Linked DNA regions of Homo sapiens: all the other regions are linked to region 1. A link is a contact called in ENCODE Hi-C or POLR2A ChIA-PET data. All regions are on one chromosome and are shown on one strand. The core of a region is the stretch at or near the end of the contact, and the rest is flanking DNA. Distances in the headings are between cores, read along the strand shown.

Region 1 (4,098 bases), core at 457-2,956:
AAACCTCCACCCCGAGAGCCACAAAGTCAATACTGTCAGTGGAAAACAGAGCTGGGGCCACTGGATTAGGTTGGCACAGGCCTGCTCTGCTGAACTTCCCATTTTGTGAATTAACTGTCTCCTTAGTATTCAAGCCACTTTAAGTTCAGTTTTCTGTTACTTGCAGCTGAAAGAACCCTCAAGAAAGTATTCCTATTTCTGGGATTAATCCTGACTTTGGGAAGGGGAATTTAAGGAGATTTAGCTCAATACTATAGGTCTATGCATCAGGCATTGACAGTGTGCCCCTGACCTTAGCCTGGTTTCTGAGAACTTGGATTTTCTCTCATTCTCTTGATTCAAATCTCTACCTGAGAGCAGCTCCGTCCCTCCAGAACCCATTCTTGGTACTCTTGTCACTCTCAGTTGCTGCTCAGGGCTGGAGTCCTCTCTGCTTCCAAAATTTCACGCTGATGGCTATAGCCTTGTAACCCACTGTTGTCCCAGGTGCCTTCTCACCTGCTGCTTATCCTCCTGGATTTCAGAGAATCACTACTCCTGGAGTCTTCTTTGTTGAGTGCTGAATTCTGCCCCTCTTAGCATATGTCTGGTTGGGCCCAAGTGCTATATGCTCATCTGTTTTTTTGTCTATTACTGTCTTAATCTGTTTTGTGCTTTTATAACAGAATACCACAGACTGGGTAACTTATAATGAACAGAAATTTATTGGCTCATAATTCCAGAGCCTGGGAAGTCCAAATCAAGTCATCTGGTGAGTGTCTTCTTGCTGTGTCATTGCAAAGTAGAAGGTATCACGTGGCAGAAGGCATCATATGGTGGAAGGGAAAAAAGAGAATGAACCCATTCCCTTGAGCCTGTTTTTCAGAGGCATTAATCAATTCATGTGAGCCGAGCCCCCATGATTAAAGACGTTACTTCAGGCCCTACCTCCCTACAGTGTTGCACTGGGGGTTAAATTTTAACATGACTTTTGGAAGAGACAAACATTCAAACCACAGCAGTTATTGAACTATGCAGATTCCAGACACCTAAACTTTCCTGCTGGAGTAGACTTCCTCCTTGCACCTGCAGCTAGACAGATGAAGCCTGCCACTCCCACGGTTCCCTTTGTGTCTTTGTGAGGGAGTCTTCTTGCAGATCATCCTGGTAGACCTTGGGGGAAAGTGCTTGGTTTGGGAGGTGCAACATCCCATAATTACCCCTGCAATGTCTAAACCTTCACAGAACAAAGAATCATCACTAATGTTTCACAATGCACAAGGCTCCTTTGTATGCACTCAAGGTTCATGTTTTATCTTATTTTACCCCTGCTGTTTGGAGAGTGAGGTCCCATGGGGATTTTGAAAGCAACACAAGTTGTTCCTGTCTCCAATAAGTGTTTGAATGAAGTAACAGGTGTGCATAAATAAATATAGTTAGAAAAAGTTAATATCTTCTCACTGAGACATGTGCTTATGTTTGGTTAAGGTCTCTGTTTTCATCCTCATCATCTCTTTGTGGCTCTAAACAATTCTCTTGCATTTGAAAACATTACCTGCTTGCTAATAAATGTTTTTATTTAGGACAGAATTCATTCTGAGCCTTGCTCCTGGGGTAACTTGGATTGAGATAGCAGGGGAGTGGGTGAGTTTCCACTCTTATCTGATGGTGGCAGCTGATAGTAACCAAAAGGAACTTTGTGGTTGTGCATGACCAAATTGTCTTAGGTCAGTTTCAACACCTGGGCAGTAGGAAGCGCACATGCATAAATAAGCAGTGAGAATTTGCTACATATTTTAATAGAGGGACCCAGGGAAAGCTAACCTCACACATAATGTGTCTCGCAAACCCCTTGAAACCTTCCCTGGGCTATGGCAGTGCCTCCCCTCTTCTTCCCTGGCCTTTCCCACAGCACCCAGCTCTGATCCTTGTTTCTACTTCATGCTATGGAAAATCTCTTTCCTTCCACAGAAAATATGGGAACAGCCCAAAGTCCAGGCTGGAAGCTCCCTTTGACTCTTTGAGAAGTGGGCTTCTCAAAGGCCCTTTTTCCTCAAAGAAATCCTCATGCCAGCAGCTACAAAGGTATTTCCTTGATAGTCTTTGCAATGACCATGAAAATACTGATCATTGGAAGGGAAACATGATGGTTCAAGGTTCTTGATAAAGAGTTAGGCATTGTAAATTCTGACCTCCTTGCATTTCCTCATGGTAGTTTTGGGGTGTTGTTCAGATGGATGGAGGGCTGTCAGGCTTGGTTTGCTTCCGGGTCTCTCTAGCCTTCTTATTGTGACAGCCAAAACCATACTCATGGTCCTTCCTGCTGGATTCTGGATGGCTCACCTCCATGGAGGTCCTCTCATTGCTCTGGTTCCAATCTTGTGCTCCAGTTCTGGCTGCTAGGCCTTTGCCTCACTTCCTGGGTCTTCTCTCTCTTCCTCATGGAAATCTGCTCATTCCCTAGTCTCTCTAGAATGGGCCCTGCCTTAGACCCAAAACCCTTTCCCCACCTATTTGGGGGCTGGCTTCCTGACTTAGTGGTTGTGACCCTGAGACATGACGGATGATAGATCTTTCTGATGAAAACTGTCTTCCCCAACCCACACACACACTGAGCTTACAAGGGCACCTTCTACTTCCCAATTTGATCTTGTACAATTGGGAGGTTCTTTTTGGTTAATAAAAGCAGCCACCATTGTAGTAGGTGTTTAGGGCCAGCTCCTCCTCACAGCCTCACTGCAGGTTACCATAAAAGCAAGTCTCAGACTGAATTCTTCCCCCCAAAACAGACATTTATTAGCAAGCAGGCTCACATCAGTCACCTCCTGAGTGTGATAAAGTCCAGCATCTCTGTTCTTTAGGAGGTTCCAACGAGATCTTGCATGAAAGAGAGGTTCAGTTAAGGCAAATATCACAACAGTCTAGTAGTAGGATTGGTGAACCATCTAGTCAGACTGAGGTTGGCCCGCATTCTCCTGAACCAGAAGCTGACACAAATGTCGTGGGTGACATTCCTAAGTAGGGAGGAAGAAAGGCCCATTAGATTCGAATGGCCTGTTCATGTAAGTTTGTGGAGTTTCTTGCTGTGGAGTTTCATGCTTCACTGATGAAAACTCATGTCCATGTTCATTATATTAATGAACAAAACTGCTGGCACTAATCAGAGAAGAAGACAGCTGAAGCACTTGTGGGTGTCCGTCTGGGGTATGGCCTTCCGATTACACTCTAATTACCACCCTGGAGTTGTCTTGATTAGGGCAACTGGCTTCCTCTGGAGTGAAGATTTAAAAGGCTACACCCACACTTAGATTACATTTTCAGTGCCAATATATTTTTAAGTAAATTGCAGATATCATAGTACCAGGGTACTTCAGCCCCTATATTAACAGTAATGAACACATTTCTTTGGTTTACAACATGTTATTTCATGATTTCAGCTCCTTGCAAAGTAAGTCCCCTAAAGTATTTCTAAGCAGCCCCAGGCATCTTACAGAGACTGGCCAATAGTTCCATTTAGCACAGCCCTTGCTTCATCCCTTAACCACTTCCAGCTCCCTTTGCAATGGGCATTCATTGCTTGGCTTGCCTACAACAGCCTTCCCATTCTGGGGGAAAGCTGCTTTTTCACCAATCCAACCATCCCTGTGGTGTGAGGATGAACACACGATCTGCCTGGGCCAATCACAGTGGCCTCATCCCTTTGGCCAAAGCAATTGGCCAGGAATGGGCAAGTGGGCCCACAAAGCCAATCACGAGCCTTCTCTGGGATTTTTTTCCACCTGGAGCTGGTGAGGATGCTGATTCTCCTCCCTGCCATTGTTGGTTCAGAGCTGCCTGCAGGCATGGCTTTGACTTTGTGGGGACAGCTGGACTGAGAGAATGAGTCCAATATGCAGAGAGAATCAGAGACATAGGTTGTTATGGACTGAATGTTTGTGTCCCTCACCCCAAATTCATATGTTCAAGTCCTAACCTCCTATGTGATAGTATTTGGAAGGTGGGGACTTTGGGAGGTAATTGGGTTTAGATGAAGTCATGATGGGATTAGTGCCCTTAAAAGAAGAGGAAGAGGACACACTGAAACTCTCTCTTCAAGTGTGCACACACAAAGAATTGTCA
Region 2 (4,098 bases), core at 1-2,500, 830 kb after region 1:
CAGAGGCCCTGTCTACTCTGTTGGAGTACGGTTCTCTTCCAGAGCTGGGCCAAGGACGCCTAGGGAGCATTCACAGGGTGTCTCTCCTGGATCATCCCATTTGACAGATAAGGGGACTGGAGGTCAGAGAGACTGTACCCTTTTCATAGGATCACACAGCAGTGGCTGCACATCTTAGCTCAAGGCAATGTATAACTCCCAGCCAGGGCTAAAGCTCCTAGGCTGAGTGATTCCCAAAAGAGAAGGCCAGTGGTCACCCACAAATTCCCCAAGTCTGGCCCCTCTTCAGAGCCTTCCTGCCCTGGGGCTCATGCCATGGAATACGCCTCAACTACTTAGAGAAAAGCATCTGGGTGTGCTGGGCCAGGGGCATGTGGCAGTGAGGAGTGACATGTGGACAGAGAAGCAGGTGCTGGAGGGCTCCAGAGGGGCGTGGCTGCCTACAGCTGTGGGAATGTGGAGGGGAGACACTCCAGGAGGAGGTGGCGCCTGGGCCTGCAATGACGCGGACAGGGTCAAGGCACAAAGCACACGAGAGGCTGACTCAGCTCCAAGACTGTTGAGAGTGGCCAGTGAGGGCTGTGAAAATAGGCATGACCATGTGCAAGGCTGGGAAGGCCACAGTCCACCAGGACAGCAGTGAGAACTGAACAGCCCCAAAGGCCTCCATGAAGAGAGAGGAGCCACAAGGGGCCAGAATCTCCCGGCAGGAGCTGCGGCTAGCTACTATGTTTTTATGTTCTTCCTGCCTCAGTCTTTTCAGGCAGGGGTGGCTGAACCAAGAACTCACTGGGGTCCTCTCTGGCTCAGGGGCTCATCAAATCCTAGCCCCACACACACAGAAGCAGGCTCCCAGGAAAATGTGTCCCTGGTAACTCCACAGGGCGGCAGGGCGAGAGGTCCTGGGGGCTGCAGGGTCTAAGAAAGGCAAGGCAGAGGCAGTGGGACAGACCCCTAGCCCCAGGGGATGCAGGAGTGGCCCCTCAGATGCTGGCCAGGTGAGACTAGGCCGCAGGTCCTCCTCCTTCCCCAGTACCTCTTTCGGTTCTTGACCAGTGGTCCCTCAGAAAAGTCCTGGGCCTCTAAGGCAGGAAACAATTTCCCAACAGGCCTCCCACAGTCTGCCATCTCCCAAGCCCTCTGTCTGGACCAGGTAAAAGTGCTGCTGACTTCCTCAGGCCCTGCAAAAGCAAGCTTTCCCAGAGGCAGGGGTGTCTGTGGCTACACAGCTAGCAAGCGGCAGTGCTTTGGACTCAGGGGCTTTCAGATGCTATTCACTCTCCTATTTAAGGGCTCCACCTGCTTCCTGCCCCCAGCTTACTTACCATCTCCTTCCTTCCTGCCAGGGCCCCTGAGCCTGGAGCCTTGGGGCTGGGCTGAACCACTGCGGGCGATGGGGCAGTACCAGCATAGCCTGTGTGGAGGAAGCCCACCTGCACTCCCAGAAGGCCCAGAGATACCCCACCCCGTCCCCCATCCTTGAACACCTGCCTCGGGCCTGGAGGTACATGTCAGGTCACAGAGGTACAGGGAGACAAAGTGGGGCATGACTGGGTGCAAAGGCTTTCGTTCACAACAGGGTGGGGAGAAATGAGGAAGAGAAACTGGGTGTGGGAAGAAAACTGCAGGGATTAGTAAGAAAAAAAACTGTCGCTTTCAGAAACGGTCTCCAGGGTTCTGTGAGAAATCAGAAGGAGAGAGGAGAGGCCACAGGGAACTGTACCCAGAACTCACAGCAGCAACACGCACCCATGCCTCCAGACCCACCCACTGCCCGAGGCTTCAGAAGGCCAACTGGAGGAGTGAACCAGAAGCAAGAGGCGGGAGCAGAGCCTTGCGCCCACTGTGCCCTGCCACCCCCAGAGCGGAGCACTGGCCAAGCAGCCAAGAACATCTAGATCCCGACCACCATGGGAAGGTCTCATTCTGGGCCTCAGTTTCCACATTTAGAAACATTACGGCTGTGCTGGGTGCATCCAGCTCTATCAAGCTGGGTCCACGCCCTCCCCAGACTCACTCTTGGAGGGTTAATCTGATGTGCAGCCACTGTTGTGTGATCGCGTGAAAATGGTGCAGTCTCTGACCTCCAGTCCCCTTAGCGTGGAGAGCTAAGAGACTTCCCCTCCCTAATGCCCACTTAACTGCCCACCCCCGGAATTCCACCACTACCAAAGGACAGGAGTCTCTGGGAGAGGTCAAGGAGCATGGGGGGGTTCAGCTTGGGGACCTGGCCTTTCCAACACAGGCCCAAGATTTAACCTCCCTTATAAAAGCAGGTGGATCACTTTAGGTCAGGAGTTTGAGCCCAGCCTGGCCAACAGGGCGAAACCCGGTCTCTACTAAAAATACAAAAATTAGGTGGGTATGGTGCCACATGCCTGTAATCTCAGCTATTCAGGAGGCTGAAGCAGGAGAATCGCTTGAACTGAGGAGGCAGAGGTTGCAGTGAGCTGAGATCGCACCACTGCACTCCAGCCTAGGCTGCAGACTGTCTCAAAAAAAAAAAATGTATATATATGTATTTTAAATGGCTTTAGAGAAGTACCAAGACAGCAAGGATTTCAGGGGCTGCAATCATGGAGATAAGGGAAGTACAACAAAGTGAGCCTGACATCACGTCCCTCTTTCCCCTTAAAGCATGTCTATTTACATGCAGCAGCTGAAAAGCTGAGAGACTGAGCAGAGCTTCCCATTAGGTTGATGCAAAAATAACTGTGGTTTTTGCCATTGAACATAGTGGCAGAAACCACAATTACTTTTGCACCAACCTCATATAATCTCATGGGCCTGGAGAGAAAAAAAAAAGTGTGTTTAAGCAGAAACTAAAACAGACTACTGACTTCTCAACTGCAACTATGGAAACCATAAGACCATGAAATGGTATCTCAGAAGTGTGGACAAAATAAATGTCACACAAAATTCTAAATCTAGTTAAGAAGCCTTCAAGAGAAAGACTTTTTCAGACAAAGAAAGGTTAGGAGAATCAGTTATCAGTGAATCCGTTATTCAAGAAATACTAAAAGGAATACTTTAGGCTAGAGGAAAATGATCTCAGACGGAAACATGGAATTGCAGGGAAAAAATAAAATGCCTCAGAAAGGGTAAATACAATGGCTTGTGTCTGTAATCCCAGCTACTTCGGAGGCTAAGGCAAGAGGATTGCTTGAGCCAGGCGTTCAAGGCTGCAGAGAGCTATGATCACACTCTGCACTCCAGCCTAGGTGACAAAGCAAGACCCTGTCTCAAAAAAAAAGCAGGGGGAAAAGAGAATTTAAATGAATATTGACTGTATAAAAGAGTAATAACAACTTATAGTATTTAAAATATAGCAACAATAGTGTAAAAGGCAGAGTGGCAAATAGCCTTAAAGTGTTCTAAGGTCCTAAGCACTGTAGAGGAAATGGTAAAAATACTACTATTTTCTATTAGACTTTGATAAGTTAAGGATGTATGTTGTTATGCCTGTGGAAATCACTAAAAGAAAGGGAAAACAGCATACAATTAACAAGTTAACAGAGGAAGAAAGTGGAATAATTAAAAACAAAAAAATCCAAAAGGAGACAAGAATGGAGATAAAAAAGGAAAGTCAAGAAACAAATAGTAGGACAACAGGTTCACACACAAAGCAGGTCCAGGCTGCTATCCTAGGAGCTCCCATAGCCTTACAGTGTCCGGGGCCACCACAGCTCTTGGAGACTGGGCAGGGTGTGACGAGATGGTGCCAGCCAGAGCAGTAGGGCAGGCCAACACCTAACACCTTGTCAGCTGGCCAGGAAATACTGAAGCAGCCTGCACTCACCAGCAGTCACTGGCATCTGGAAGCCACCTTTCTGAGGACAACTGGAGCCAAACAATGGTTCTGCCACCCCCATTTTAGAATGAGGAAGTTGCTAAGGGGAGAAGGTACTAGCTCTAGCTAAAAGAAAAGAAATAAAAACAACAAAAATGTTGACAGTGGTTATCTCTAGGACTGACTTTTTTTCAAGAGATGGGGGTCTTGGCTGGGCATGGTGGCTCACACCTGTAATTCCAACACTTTGGGAGGCCGAGGCGGGTGGATCACCTGAGGTCAGGAGTTCAAGAACAGTCTGGCCAACC
Region 3 (4,098 bases), core at 760-3,259, 540 kb before region 1:
CCAGGACTGCTGGAACCCAATGCCCCATGACTCATCTCCCTGTGCCTTAAGCCCTGAACTTGAATTTCAGTTCTTATTCAGCCTCTGGAAGAGCACACCTAAGACAGACACCCTGTATACAGGGGCCATGGGCTGCAATCTCCCGACATTACAACAATAATATCTATCATTTCTGAGGACTAATTATGGGCCAGGCCCTGTTCTAAGTGCTTTGCCACATAAGGAGCCTTGCCCAAGACCACACACAAGAAGGTGGCAGAGCCGTGATCCCACTCTGCTCCACCTCGCTGGTTCCCAAAGACCTTTATGCAAACCAGCCCTTGAACCTCCTGAATTTTCCCAGATGGTCCTTATTTATAGCTTTCTCTCCAGTTGTTCCCCAAATGCCCTAGAGCCTGCCAAAACCACACTTCCTCATGTGTATCTGTGAACGTTGGCTCGCTGTGGGCACACACCTGGTTGAATGCATCCCTGAAGTTCTGAGGCACCCAATTCAGCATGTGGGGTCGGCTCTCTCTCAGCCTGGGACTGACGGCTCCCAGGGAGCCATCACCCCTGGCAGACAGAGCCTCCTTTGGACACCATCCCTGGGACCTAGAAGCCAGGAAGCCATCCTTGCTCAACTCCACCTACTGTGAGGAAAATCCCATGGCAGAGGGGAGAGGGGAGACCTGTTCTAGACCTCCCCGATGATAAGCACTCCTTGGCATCTCAGCAGCCCCATCTGTGTCTTCCGCAGATCATCTTTTCCACAAACAATAGAAGAGCCCCATCTGGGATTAATTGAGGAGGGTTCAGCCCTGGTCCCATCCAAGGGAGGCCTCACCTACCACATCTGCTGCTGCATACTCATGGCTGCCTTCAGAACTCAGAGGAGAACTAGATCTTAGGGGAGGGGTTCCCCTTCCTCAGGCACTGTCGCGGGGGTGTAGAAAGGAATAATGTGTCCTTTACACTGTGAGATCCATAGAGGAAGCAGGCACCCAAAGATTGATGCCATTCATTGGGTCTGGTTTGTCAATCATCAAGGCCAGACTGGGCCAGAGGGGCTTTGTCAGGTGGACTCAGAGAGAGACTCACTTGTCAGTGCACAAGAGGGCAGCCACTGCACAGACATAGGCTGAGAGCTGCGAAGAGGGAACCTAAAGCAAGTGTCGCCAGATATCCCCATTATTAGTTATCAGCTAACTCTTAGTTTTCAGTTAACATCATAGTTTCCAGGAAATATTTTAGTTTTCTATTAATATTTTAATTAACTACTAGCATCAGAGTCATCAGCAAATATCTAAGTCATCAGTAAACATCTTAGGTGTCAGTTTCCTCTGAGTGAATGTAGTAGACCTCTTAGTCATCATTTACTTCATTATTACCAGTTATGCACTAATAATTAGTGGTCTGCTAATATCTCGTCTACCAATCATCTTCAGCAATAAACATGCTTTAATTATCAGCTGATAATTAATGTAGCCATAACAAATAAACCCCCAAATGTCAGTGGTCTGACCCAGCAAACTTTATTTCTCTTTCCCATGAGTCTAATCCTCTAGAGAAGGGAACAGGGGAGGAGGTTCTGTTCCGTTCAGTTCCAGCTTGACGGAGGGTTCGTGCAGACTACACAGTCTTCAGCTCTTGGCTTTCATGGTTGCCCCTGACATCAAATCCAGCCCGCAGATAAGGGGGAGAGAGGTGGAGTGTCACAGTGGCTTTGGCCAGGTCTGGAAACAGTGTACATCACTTCTGCCCACTTCCTCTTGGCCAGAATTCAGTCACGTGCCTCAGCCAATTGCTAGGGGCTGGGTAGCCACTTCCCAGCAGCAACTCTGCAGGAGGGAAGGGGGGCCTGATCTTGGAGGGCAGCTGGCTGCCTCTGCCACATGGACAATCTTTGTTTTCGAATTGTTGCTTGTCAGTGTACACCTAAGTTACCTTCTAAGTATCTCAGGTGTCTGCTAACCACCTTGTTTTGCAGCTACTCCTGAGTCACAGCTGTTTGGCTTCTAAATCTGTGACAGCTGCTGTGAGTCTAAAATAGCAGAGCAATCACAGACTCTTGTTGCCTGCCAAACTGGGATGGTGCCTGCCCCTTGCTCGAGACTTTGCATGGAGATGTGTGAAGTCACGGACGTGCTTTGTGCCATTTTATAAAATACCGGGTTTACTCCGAGGGTTTGTTTATTGGTCCCCAATTCTCCCCACCTTCCTTCTTCTGTGAGGCTAACACATTGGTTTGTGAGACAGTTTGGAGTATTTTGTTTTAGGGGGTGTCAGGACATTTTGAAAGGTAGAGAAAGTCAGGCTTCCCAGATGCCCTGCAGGAAACCTGGGAAATTCTCCAGATTCCTGCTCCTAAAAGGTCATGGCTGCTCATTCAGGGTGGAAATGTGACACTTCCCCAGAAGCCTCACTGTGCTCTGGTCTAGGAGACTCACACCTCACCCCAACACACACACACACCCCACCCCACCCCCCCCACACACTACATACACCATACACCACCTACACCACACCACACACATGCACACGTATACACCACATACCACACATTCATACACACCACACAGCTGAGGGCCTGCTTTGGGGGAAGGTAATTTATTTTTGCCTGACAGAAGAACGTGCCTCACACCATGTGGCTGTGGAGGTGGAGAGGGCAACGTAGTCTTGAGAGTTCATCAGAGTCACAGCTGTTAGGGAAGTGCCTGGGCCTGGGGCCAAGGTGGACAGTGAAACAGGAAGGCTGCCCCCATTTCCACATGTGCTCACATGGGGCTCCCCCACCTGAGGCCTCCAACTACAGGTGCACCCCTCCCCTGACAGCACCCACCTCTGGTGGGAGTCTTCTGTATGATTAATAAAAAGCGTAGTAATAATAATCATATGTAATGGCCATGGTATATTGAGTGTTACTTTTTTTTTTTTTTTAGACAAGGTCTCACTCTGTCACCCAGGCTGGAGTACAGTGTCATGACACTGCAGCCTCAACTTGCCAGGCTCAAGTCATCCTCCTGCCTCAGCCTCCCTAATAGCTGGGACCGTAGGCATGCACAAGCACACCCAGCTAATTTTTTTTGATTGTTTGTACAGACAGGGACCTACTCCCTTTGTGCCACAGATTGAGCTTGACAGATGGCCCAGAGGGTGAGGGGGCTTTCAGGAACTTGTCTGGGCTCTATTGTTTATGAACCATGAGATCTTTGCAGGCTCCTTAACCTTTCTGTGCCTCTGTTTCCTCCTCTGTGAAATGGAGAGAATGGCTCCAACCTCTGCCTTGTGAGGGTGCACTGAAGCAATGTGTGTGTAACAGGCTCCGGACAGCGCAGGGCGCACAGTGAGTGCACTACTCTTCGGTCATCCAGCACTCTTAGGAGGACGTGTTTCATCCCATGGAATCCTCACCAGCCATGTGTGAGGAGTGCTCACTTTACAGATGAGGAAACAGGCTTGGCAATATCAGGTAACCTGCCTGAGGCCACCTGGCCTCCCTTCTGCTCCGGCAGAAGCCCCACCCTGGCCTGGGTAAGCCTGGGAGCCAGTGCCACATCCTGATGGGGATGTGGACAGGGAACAGGCAGCCTCTCCGCCCTCCAGTGCCCTGAGGAGCAGCCTCCAGAGGAAGAGGAGTTGCCAGTCTCCCTGGCCTGCCAGGAAAAGGTGAGTCCTGAGGCAGTCCTGTGGGGTGCATTGGCTATCCAGGGAGGGAGAGAGGAGGAGGTCAGAGGCCTGGTCTTGATTCTCATGGGCTTCCCTTCCTGCAGCCCTTCCTTTTCCTTTGGCCACTCATGACTGCGGGTTCCAGCCTGGGCAACATAGTCAGACCCCATCTCTACAAAAATTTAAAAATTAGCCAGGTGTGGTGTGCACACCCGTGTCCCCAGCTACTCAGGAAGTTGAGGTGAGAGGATCACTTGATCCCAGGAGGTGAAGGCTGTAGTGAGCTAAGATCACGCCACTGCATTCCAGCCTGGGTGACAGAGCGAGACCCTATCTCAATAAAAATTTTAAAGACTACTGAGTGACCACAGGTGGGGTGGGTGTTCCCTGGGGGCTGCAGCGGAGATCAGGCTCAATCGAGGTCCATGCTGGGACCCGTGAGAGGTAGTG

What was found. A loop is a pair of places that touch in the nucleus more often than their neighbours do. ChIA-PET counts read pairs that join two places held with the same protein, here RNA polymerase II (POLR2A). Pooled maps may share reads with other maps.
Region 2: a pooled map shows a loop between it and region 1 (8-fold over the local background). The contact joins two enhancer-like sites. A Hi-C loop is called at or near these places in 5 of 37 single-sample maps with no recorded cell type and 4 of 50 pooled maps. POLR2A ChIA-PET finds 5 or more read pairs at or near these places in 1 of 52 experiments (BJ).
Region 3: a loop to region 1 is called in a map with no recorded cell type, with 4 times the contacts of the local background. The contact joins two enhancer-like sites. A Hi-C loop is called at or near these places in 5 of 37 single-sample maps with no recorded cell type and 3 of 50 pooled maps. POLR2A ChIA-PET finds 5 or more read pairs at or near these places in 1 of 52 experiments (WTC11).

The regions. Positions count from the first base shown.
Region 1 is chr3:46,091,190-46,095,287 of GRCh38, forward strand. No RefSeq gene overlaps it. Among named protein-coding and RNA genes, the nearest start is that of XCR1, 66 kb to the left of the region's middle. Within about 2 kb of position 1,707, at least 5 of the 41 ENCODE cell types and tissues checked have a DNase peak (open chromatin) inside an H3K27ac peak, as active enhancers do.
Region 2 is chr3:46,925,746-46,929,843 of GRCh38, forward strand. All of the region lies in intron 2 of CCDC12 (coiled-coil domain containing 12), which reads right to left. Among named protein-coding and RNA genes, the nearest start is that of CCDC12, 49 kb to the right of the region's middle. RefSeq lists an enhancer at 1,481-1,860. Within about 2 kb of position 1,251, at least 22 of the 41 ENCODE cell types and tissues checked have a DNase peak (open chromatin) inside an H3K27ac peak, as active enhancers do.
Region 3 is chr3:45,551,847-45,555,944 of GRCh38, forward strand. No RefSeq gene overlaps it. Among named protein-coding and RNA genes, the nearest start is that of LIMD1, 41 kb to the right of the region's middle. RefSeq lists enhancers at 1-576, 1,629-1,728, 2,989-3,038. Within about 2 kb of position 2,010, at least 23 of the 41 ENCODE cell types and tissues checked have a DNase peak (open chromatin) inside an H3K27ac peak, as active enhancers do.